Linked DNA regions of Mus musculus: region 2 is linked to region 1. Evidence: chromatin loops called from intact Hi-C (ENCODE). Cell type or tissue: left cerebral cortex. All regions are shown on one strand. Each heading gives the region's core, and the rest is flanking DNA. Links, peaks and the distances in the headings are about the cores only. Region 1 has its middle 38 kb from the start of Gm34122. Region 2 has its middle 3.3 kb from the start of Nrsn1.

Region 1 (5,382 bases), core at 247-5,246:
GAATGCATAGGAAGTTGCATTGAATATTTACAAAGATAAAACAAAACAAAACAAAAACAAAAACCAGTCTGAGTACATATATTCATTCTCCATTCTTCCAACTCAACTGGATACTTTACTCAGGTTCAGATGTCAACATAGAAATACAATTCTCACTTCTAAAGGGATAATAAACAGCCTTTTTTTTTTCCTGGAGCCAAATATAACAGACCATGCTCCATGAGCACAAGTTTAGTGTCAATGCCATGGATCCTTGGTTAGCTGACTTAAGGTCCAAGTCTCAGGGACCTCCCCAGGCTAGGAAGAGTGGCAGTGTGGAGCAGTGTCCCATCTCCTCACTGCTGACATTTTAGTGGGTGTATCCAGGAAAGGTACATTTCCCTAGGCAGTTAACAGCCTGTTGCCTCTGTAGAGAGCCCAGGTTGAAGCAAGGTTGTATAGGGCAAACATATGTTACTGTTGTAGGAAGCTCAGGGCACAGGGAAAGAACTATCTAAAACAAGCCCTACAAGGTCAGAGCTTTGCCCCTCTGCCAAGAGGGCAGCTATTGGAAGCAACGATATCTCATCCTTTGAAGGGGGGGTGAGGGAGGCTTCTCTGATCCCCCTTGGGTGCCCTTGAAATATGAAAGTGCTAGAGGGCTCCCAGCAAAACCCCACTCAAGTGACTACCAGGTAATTCTTGACTGTGGCAAGAAAGAATGGCTTAACTTTGCAATATGGGGGCTTTCTCTCTATTTTAATCAGTACCCTTGAACCTCTCTTGAATAAACAAACTTGGGTAAAAACCAGTATTGATAGAAAGGCCCCAATCCCTCCCCCAATACAAAAAGGTTTTTCTTGCTGTTGGTCTTACTCTTGGAAAGTTCTCATTAAGGAAGAGTCTAGCTGAGGTACCAGGGTGCTTACAGACTGTAGCAGCTTGCAGTAATGTTCCGAGGCTACAGACATGGCTATGAAACCTCTTTTCCAAAATTAAGTGTAAGCTCATCTTACACAGAAACAGAAAGGAAATGGGCCATTCAGTGAGGATGTGACTAACACGGTCCATAAGACACTCTTCTCTGAAACAGATAAAAAGTATATTAAGGGACTTCATGACTCATGACAGCTGGAAAGATATATTTTAAAAAAGGACTATTAAGTCAATAATCCAAAAGTTTTAAGGGCCTGCATGTTCTTTCCCCATGACAACTTTTCCCCATGACAACTGGGATGTGAAACCAAATCTGAGTCTTCCCTTAACCTAGTGCAAAGGACAGGCAAATTCGGAGAACAAGAAAGTAATTAGACTTTACTCAGCTACTGTCAAAGTCATGTGTATTTTCTGATATGTTCTGATGTTTCCCACCATATCTTCAGGATTGATTAGAGCCTATCCCAACCACACTAAAAGAACTGGAGAAGTTGACGAAGGATAAAACTTATTCATGCATCCTAACAAAAAGGCTACTTTTACCTGCAAACTATAGGCAGATATAAAATGTTTTCCAAATAAAACTCCCATTTCTAACCAATCAAGAGTGATAACAACCTTACTTTATTTCTTGACATTAGTAAGATGATTCACACCCCACCATTGGACTTTTTCACATTTATTGGGGGCTGCTGTTGACATGTTCTCTCTGCTCAGTTCTAAGCTCAAAAGTTCAGATTATCTCAGCTATCAGACAAGATGTGATGTCTCCTCCTGGTCCAACAGGAGCACAAGCAGAACTATTGTCAGTACTGTGTAGATATAATAACTGGGTCCACGTATTTTCAGCCTGCAAAGCTTCACAGACTCAGAATCGGTTAGGGAAAACTCTGCTTTAAGCATTAGTAATTCTTTGGGGTCATGGTTAGCAGGCTCACTATGATCAGGGGGCCCTATTATTTTTGGTGCTCTTCTTACCCATGACAATCTACTGGATGCTTTATGGTTTATGTAGTTTCATATCTCAAGGAATGTCACACTCTTTTTCAGGCTTCTTTCAAATGATGACCCTCTGATCTCTAAGCTCTAACTTCTAATGCCCCCCTTTGCCTGCTTAATTTAGATAGGCTGAGACCCTTGGTCTTTGGGTAGGTAAAGTCAACACCCCATTCAGTATGGAAGAAGCTATTAGAAGCCATACCTTCCACTTAGCAACCATTAAGATTCAAGGATCAAATCTCAGAGAGGGAAAATGAGACAGGATAGGAAGATAGAGAAAATGTTTGAGATGTAAGGAGAATAAGGAAAACACTTTTTTTGTGCCTAACAGTTAAATACACCCTAGAAAACATATATCTGGAAAAAGAAATGAGAAAAAGTATTCCAAGATCTTGTTGGCCCAGTGTAGTTGAATCTATCAGTGATCCTCACAAAACAATCACTTTCATAGAAAAGATGGATCATGAGCACTAATTCTATTTAGAAGGACTTAGTATGTCCTCTTAGGAGAGGTAATTTAGAGGCCAGAAGCAGTGAAGAAAGAGCAGTTCTGAAAGGAAGGAAGGAAGGAGAAACTCACCATTTTTCCTAAATACTTTGAGAAAAAGCAGACTTGGAGCAGAGTTTGTCAGAATGTGACATCAGCCTTCTTGTGATGTGTCACCATGGAGAATGGAGCTCAGCACATGCAACCAAGAGCATGAGATGCTGTCATGGCCAAGGGTTCCAGGAGTCAGGCAGAACAGCTCACACACACTCTACTCCCACAGCATTCTGAAGCTCCCGGAACAAAAGAAAATGCAGCCTTGGGGACCTGTCCTTCAGATTCTTCAGTAGGTATAGGCTGTGGGAGGAGGTGGGCTCTGTGATGTCTCTTCTTGCACCAAACACCATCTCTCTTTCTGTGTTTGTCATTAAGGAGGCCATGTCACTGGGATGGTGGTGACTGTGGGTGTGACATCTGGTGTGGGAAAGAGGAGTTTTAGATGTTAGGGAAGCAAAACAAATTTCTTCTTACTATTATTGTATAGGCTTTAACTATCATCACTTTCTACTAATAGAGTCTTCCCATCATCCAGACAGGACACAAGATACCAATAAACAGGAAATTCCCTGTATCTGCTTTCTCCTAAGCCCTGGCGACCTCTCTACTACAAGCTTTCTAAGCCAGAACCATTATGTGAAGGGATCAATAAAATAAGTATTCTTTCATGTCGGGCTATTTTTACTTTGCTTAATATTTTCAAGGTGTACTCATGTCATGGAATATGTCAGATCGCCATTCCTTTGTGTGACTAATTAACATCATTGTATAGATATAACACATTTAGTTTTATTTTTCATCTAGAGTATTTCTACCTTTTGAATGGTGGTATAAGCATATATATACAGCCAGGCCTAGGAACACGGCTCAGTGGTGGAATGCTTACCTAGCACGCACAAGACCCTGGATTTGATCTCTAATAGCATATAAAAATACAGAATAAATAAAATCATCAGGTATCTATTATTTTCTTTCTTCCTTTCTTAAAACTTTATTTATTTATTTTAGAGACTGGCTATACAGTTCTGGGTGGCCCCAGACTCATGACAGTCCTTCTGCCTGTAAGTACTGAAATCACAGGTATCAACACTATGTCCTGCTATGCTTTATTTTTTTTAAACAAATATATATGTTGGAATAGAATTTATGGGCTCTTGGAAGGTCTATGGTAAGTATTTTGAGGAATGAAGTTACATGTCTGCAAGTGGATATTAGCTTTTATTTTATTATTTTTTTCTTATTACGGTATACAGAAAGATTTTGTGAAATTATTTGGCAGCAATTCCTCAGCCCTTGTTGCATTTCTTCTTGGGTACTGGTAAGACAGAATATTTATACAGAGTATGATAATTCTACTTCTTTTATTCTCAGAACTCTAAAGAAGGCCATCAGCCAAACAGAGCTGGCCATAATACCTACTATACTTTGGCATGAAATATGCCCAGTAGGCTCATGTGTTTGAACATGTGGGCTCCAGTTGGTGGCACTGTTTGGAAAGGTTCTGGAAACTTTAGAGGGTGAGGTCTAGAGGTAGGAAGTAGGTCACCAGAAAAGGGTCTGTCAGTATAACCTGTCCTTAACTGTGCTGGTTAATTTTTGTCAATTTGATACAAACCCAGTTAGAGAAGAGGGCATCTCAGTATCAGATGATCCCGTGGGTAAATCTTTGGAGGGCATCTCCTTGATTAACTATTTAAATGAGAGGACTTAGCTCACTAGGTGATACAACCTCTGGGCAGGTTGTCCTGGGTGCTTTAAGAAAGCAGGCTGAAAGATTTTATCGAAAGGACCCAGATGTAGCTGTCTCTTGTGAGACTATGCCGGCGCCTAGCAAACACAGAAGTGGATGCTCACAGTCACCTATTGGATGGATCACAGGGCTCCCAATGGAGGAGCTAGAGAAAGTACCCAAGGAGCTAAAGGGATCTGCAACCCTATAGGTGGAACAACATTATTAACTAACCAGTACCCCGGAGCTCTTGACTCTAGCTGCATATGTATCAAAAGATGGCCTAGTCGGCCATCACTGGAAAGAGAGGCCCATTGGACTTGCAAACTTTATATGCCCCAGTACAGGGGAACGCCAGGGCCAAAAAAATGGGAATGGGTGGGTAGGGAAGTGGGGGGGGGGAGGGTATGGGGGACTTTTGGGATAGCATTGGAAATGTAATTGAGGAAAATATGTAATAAAAAATATTAAAAACAAAATACAAAAAACAAAAAACAAAAAAAAAGAAAGCAGGCTGAGCAAGCCATGGGGAGCAAGCTAGTAAGCGGTATCTGCTAAAGGTCTTGTCTCTAGGATCTTGCCTTGAGTTGGATAGATTATCAAACTGTAAGCCAGGGCAGGGAGAAACAAAACCCAAACCAAAACAAACAACAACAACAAAACCCTGTAAGCTAAATAAAATAAACCCTTTCCTCCTCAAAGCTGGTTTTAGGCATGGTGCAACAGAAAGCAGAGTAGAACTCTCACTTTTTCAGGTCATTCTTGAGGTACTCTGTACATCCATCTATACTTATCATGAATTTTGGGCTCAGTGAGGAGAAAGGTACTCAGATCAACGACCTTTGCAGGAATGCTGAGAGATAGCTGAGCACGGACTGGGAAGGGCTGCTGTTATCTCCAGGCCCCTCCCAGGCTTGACTTTTGTGTTTGTTCATTTATTGCTACTCTGTTCCCGGGAAGGAGCTCTTGATGACTATCAGGAGAAATGTTATGCTTTAAGCTGTTTCCCCCCTTTTGTCTCTGGAGTATTTGAAGACTATGCTAATTTCATGACTGTTTCCCCAGGCTTTAGCTAAACTGAAATCCTGCTGGCTTGGTGTGAGAAATTGCTGTTCTGTGTGGAACTGAAGCCTGGCACGAGGATGATGGTTCTATGGTGGCCATGGATGGAAACTTCCTTTGTTGAGAAGCTGAC
Region 2 (5,382 bases), core at 161-5,160, 130 kb before region 1:
CCAGGACAGCCAGGGATACACAGAGAGACCCTGTCTCAAAGAAACCAATTAATAATTAATAACAAAAAACCACCACCACAACAATAATAAAAGTGACCAGAGAGGCAGGCAAACTCAATGTCCGTTTCTCCTCCTCCTCCTCCTCCTCCTCCTCCTCCTCCTCCTCCTCCCCCTCCTCTTTCTCCTCCTCCTTCTCCTCCTCCCCCTCCTCCTTCTCCTCCTTCTCCTCCTCCTCCTCCTCCTCCCCCTCCTCTTTCTCCTCCTCCTTCTCCTCCTCCCCCTCCTCCTTCTCCTCCTTCTCCTCCTCCTCCTCCTCCTTCTCCTCCTCCTCCTCCTCCTCCTCCTCCTCAGAGGTCTGCAGAGGCCTCATCTCTGTTTTTTGTCCTATAAGAGGCAGGGAGTGAGCAGCTGGTCTGACTGGCAGCTCAATGCCCAACAGCCAGAACCCTCCCTCTGCTGCAACTCTGTATTTCAGCTCCTCCCTTTGCCCTTGACTCTGACATCAGGAAGTCTAAATGTATGGCGGAAGACAGATCAGAATAATGAATTAAATAAGGAATGCTTAAAGGCTACTGCACCAGAGACATGGCCTGTAACATAGTAACACTATATACTGTATACTGTTACACACTAACAGCTGTTCCAGGGGCTTGATGCAGATCACTGGTAAGTGATACTTAATGAGAACTTCAATGTACTATTAATGTTTGTGTGCATATGCTGTGAATAATAATAATAAAATGATACCATTGTTACCCAGTAACTTGTTAGGCATTGCTTTACCTGCACTAAGTATGTGTTCATCATATATGTAAGAAATCTTTACTTCCGCAGCAGTATTCTATGGTAGGTACTATATAACCTCCAGTCAGCAGGTGAGAGGGTGGAGGTAAGGGAAATGTGTATACATGATGACACAGACTCATAATTGCTTACACAGGTCCCATAACCATTATGATTTCAGTGAAGTGGGCCCTATACATTCACATGTTTGAACACGTGATCCCTAGCTGGGGTGGTGTTTAGTAAAGTTGTAGAACTGTAGGACTTTTAAGAGGTGGAGGAAGTTGGTTAAGGCTTGAGGTTTATTTGTTTTGTGGGTTTTGTTCTGTTTTGAGACAAGGTCTTAATGTGTATCCCTGACCGGAACTCAGTATACAGACCAGGCTGGCTTTGGACTCACAGAGATTCATCTACCTCTGCACCAACCATATCCAGTGGAGGATTTTATTTTTTAATACATTTTAAATATTTTGGAAAGGTCCATATATTTAACCAATGTGTATTGATCATTTCTATCTACCATTACCGATCCATCTCTCTATTAGCCCCCATTTTACCTCCCTCCCAGCTTCATGTCTTTTCTGTTGTTGTTATTAATAATTCGAGGTTTTATTGCTGCCCACAAGCACGTGGGTGAGTGAGTGGCCATCCAGTGGATCATGTGCATCCTGCCAGAGGTCATATCTCCAACACTGAGTGACATTTCCTCCCTCAGCAGCTAATCAGCAGCCAAGAGCGCCTTGATAGGGATGGAGCCTGGAGGCCTTTCACCTGTCTGTGCTTGAATTTTGACTGGCTTGGCCTTGTGCAGGCTTCTAGAGGTAACCACAGCTGCTGTGGGGAGATTCCTGCAACCCCCACATCGTGTACAGACGGCAGTGTTTTCCAGCTCGTCTTCCTGTCTGCTGGTCCTCTTCCATTCTGCATCCTCTTTCATGAAGACTCCTGAGCCTGGCATGGTAGGAGGTTGGTGTGGATGAGCCATCTACAGCTGAACACTCAGAATTATTTATACCCAGCACTCTGGCCAGTTATGAGTCTCTGATTTAATCACCACCCACTTCAAAAAGAAATCTGTCTGACCAAAGTTGAGAGCATCAGAAATTGCCTCTCTAGGTCTGTGGCTTCTGTCGACTGAGCTCAGGCCTTGGGGTTTTATAGTCCAGATCCACTTCCTGTTTGATCTGTTTCCTGTTCTGTCAAGATGTGGGAAGGTCATTTGGGTGCACATGTCTGCCACATAGAGCTGCCTGCCCGATGCCTTCTCTGCTGTGGTAGACTGAGTCTCTTAAACTGTGAACCAAAGCAACCCCTTTTTTGAAGTTATTCTTTGTAAGATATCTGGTTATAGCACATGAAGAATAGCTAAGCTACCACAGGGAGGCAGGAGATGGACTACACTTTGCAAGATGATTTCCTGTTTGGAGAGGATCAACATTATAGGTGCTATTTTGCTTGGTTCCTTAGCTGCACAGAGGTTTCAGAGGAAAAAAAAAGCTCAAGGAACAACTCTGTTCTTTAAATAAAGAGTGGACCCACTAGAATCAGTTGAACAAGGGCTTAGAGTGGACTACAGAGGCAGTGCATTTGTGCTTTCTTTGTCCTGTTTGTTCAGACCTACATCCCCAGTGCTCTCTAGTGCTACTTACACCCAATCTCCTTCTCCCTTCCCAGTCAACATAGGGAGCTCACCTCTCAGGATTTTAGAGATGGCCGTGCACTGGCTTCCTTTCCTTGAATTTCCTGTGCAGACCTGATGAGCACTTATTCTCAGAAGAGAGCATGGCTGTGCATGTTTTCACGTCTTCAAAGGTCCCTAAAATCAGCAGATCTGCAAAGCTCCAGCTCTGATGCACTCTTTCTCTGGGCCTCTGGAATGGTGTAGCAGGCTTCCTGCTTGTCTGCCTGACTGATGCTTGGCAATTGCTCTGGTTTTGTTTGGAAAGCATCCATTGGTGGTAGGCTCATCGTAACCTAAAGAATTGAATAGACCTGAATTTTAAATTCTGGGTCTACTGCTTCCTACCTGTTCAGCTTGGATCAAGTTTCTTTACAGCTCTCTATGCCATTATTCTTATCTATAGAATGCTTACAGGGCGACTAGAAATGGGAACAAAACACCCATGGAAGGAGTTACAGAGACAAAATTTGGAGCTGTGACGAAAGGATGGATCATCTAGTGATTGCCATATCCAGGGATCCATCCCATAATCAGCTTCCAAACGCTGACACCATTGCATACACTAGCAAGATTTTGCTGAAAGGACCCAGATATAGCTCTCTCTTGTGAGACTATGCTGGGGCCTACCAAACACAGAAGTGGATGCTCACAGTCAGCTAGTGGATGGGTCACACGGCCCCCAATGGAAGAGCTAGAGAAAGTACCTAAGGAGCTAAGGGGAACTGCAACCCTATAGGTGGAACAACAATATGAACTAACCAGTACCCAGGAGCTCTTGTCTCTAGCTGCATATGTATCAAAAGATGGCCTAATCAGCCATCACTGGAAAGAGAGGCCCTTTGGACTTACAAACTTTATATGCCCCAGTACAGGGGAACGCCAGGGCCAAAAAGGGGGAGTGGGAGGGTAGGGGACCGGGAGGGGGGGGTGAGTATGGGGGACTTTTGGGATAGCATTGGAAATGTAAACGAGGAAAATACCTAATAAAAAAATAAATTAAAAAATATTAAAAAAAAGAATTAAATGGGACTGTGTCTATAAGACATTGATCACAAAGTAAGCAATCAATAAATTACAGCTTTCATTATATTACTAATACTATTTACCTCTTGTTTAGATAAGCATCTTGGGAGGCCTTGGCTATCAGCTTGGAGGCTTGAGCCCTCTAAGCCCCCAACCTCTTCATTTGGTTTAGATCCTCTTTTGCGAGCCCCATTTCTATCTTGCACAGGCTCTATCCCACACCTATCCAAGAGAATGGAGGTAAAATGTCTTTGACTAGCACAGCAGCCTTTGATGATGCTTCGAAAGCTGTAGGTGGATGAAGTGAGATGAAGCCGCATCTGGCAGACAAACATCAAGATGTCCTTGATTTGTAAGGTTACTTTGTACCAGTTGTAGAGTCTATTTAGTCACTTTTCAAACATCAGTGACCAAAGACGATTACTGTGAAGCCACTAGGTTTGATTTAGAGCGTAATTCATCACTTTCCTTGGCTAACACTGTATGAGATTTAACAGGGGATATGCTTATTAATCCATTATTCAGCAGGCATTTGTTGCGTGTCTGCCATTTAGAGTTTAAAGGGCAAGCTACAAGCAGAAGCATTATGAAAAGTCAGAGAGAAGAGAGGTCAGGAGAGGTTGTAGTTTCCTGGGCAGTTCTTCAGAAGGGAGTCTTGGATTGTAGCCTGGAGCTGCCTTTCTAGCCTCACATGGTTTTCCTTTCTTTTCATGACTTTTCTTCTATGTCCATTTCTCATCGTAGCAGACACTTGTGTGGTCTATACATCTAACACTATCTTAATTCACTGCTGTTGCGCTCACTGTTTCTTGCCTCCTCCTCCTCTGACAGCTGCTCATTCTTCACATAGAACTGTGACCACCACCTGTGCAACCAAACCTTCTTTAATGTGCTCATTGATCACGCCCCTGTCTGAGGCACATGCACCTTGTATTTTAGAGTGACTTTTCAATCTCCCCCTTCCACGTTAGGCTTTCGAGCATCATAGAGAAAGGATTTTGCCTGGGGCTTACCTTTTATTCTACACAAAGAGTAACACATTGCTTTAGTACTGATCACACCTTTGGAGGAATGCATAAATTAGCAAATGAATGACAAGGGTCTAGAGCTGGGTTTGACAGCCAGATGGATACAGAATGCTGACAATCTCAGGAATGAAAAACACAAGGTTTGGTGAGTCCCCTTAGGGCTGAACCTTGTTCCTGGAATCTCCTGGAGTCTGCAGGAGAAAGAAGGGCAGTGACCCTGGAAGTGACCCGCTTTGATTTTATCCAGCTGATAAGAGGCAGAGTCATCAGGCACTGGGTCTTTGGTGATGACCTGCTCTGCTGCTGTGCTCTGGTCAGACTCAACTGGCCAGGCTGTGCAGGCTGCCCAAGCTGAGGCCAGGATGCTCTCTGCTCAGGGTTTTGTGATAAATATGCTCTGCATGTTCTCAAAGAGAACAGATGTCTGCCCCCCCCCCCCCCCCCCCGTTAATGCTGAAGGCCGGTTCTCAATGATCAAGATCCAATTTCACATTTTCTCAATTGCTGTAGCTAAGAAATTCTGTGTGTCCAGATCTGAGGCCTAGCCTTTGTTTCACAGGGAAGCTTTACTTTGTAGAGGAACGTGGGGTGTGCTGAAGGTGTAGAAGACCAGACTGGTAGCACACTTAACCTTGATGAGGTAGAGTGTCAGGCTGCAGAGTGCTGTAATACTTACGTTGTAAATCCATTGCTCTATGTCTTTTCACAAGTTTCTCTTTAGAAGGGGCATGTGTTAACTGCTATTGTAATTATTAGTGACCAGACCAGAACTTTTCCTGTAATACAGTGAATTAGAAAGAAAATGGGATGAGATCCTTAAAAGTCACCTCCATTGTCTTTTTTGAGGAATAGTCTTAACTGTAGTTC

Evidence for each region. Hi-C counts contacts between places; a loop is a spot of excess contacts. Peaks named below come from ENCODE experiments on the same cell type or tissue, not always from the same donor. Only the 100,000 strongest peaks of a DNase experiment are listed, where the experiment ranks them.
Region 2: a loop joins it to region 1, with 2.4 times the contacts of the local background. A loop is called at or near these places in 2 of 42 quality-filtered maps.

What each region holds. Positions count from the first base shown.
Region 1 is chr13:25,395,546-25,400,927 of GRCm38, forward strand. No RefSeq gene overlaps it. Among named protein-coding and RNA genes, the nearest start is that of Gm34122, 38 kb to the left of the region's middle. In left cerebral cortex, for the core only: no CTCF peak of the experiment used is centred there; a DNase peak (open chromatin) is centred at 2,689.
Region 2 is chr13:25,270,602-25,275,983 of GRCm38, forward strand. No RefSeq gene overlaps it. Among named protein-coding and RNA genes, the nearest start is that of Nrsn1, 3.3 kb to the left of the region's middle. In left cerebral cortex, for the core only: a CTCF peak has its summit at 2,167; a DNase peak (open chromatin) is centred at 1,766.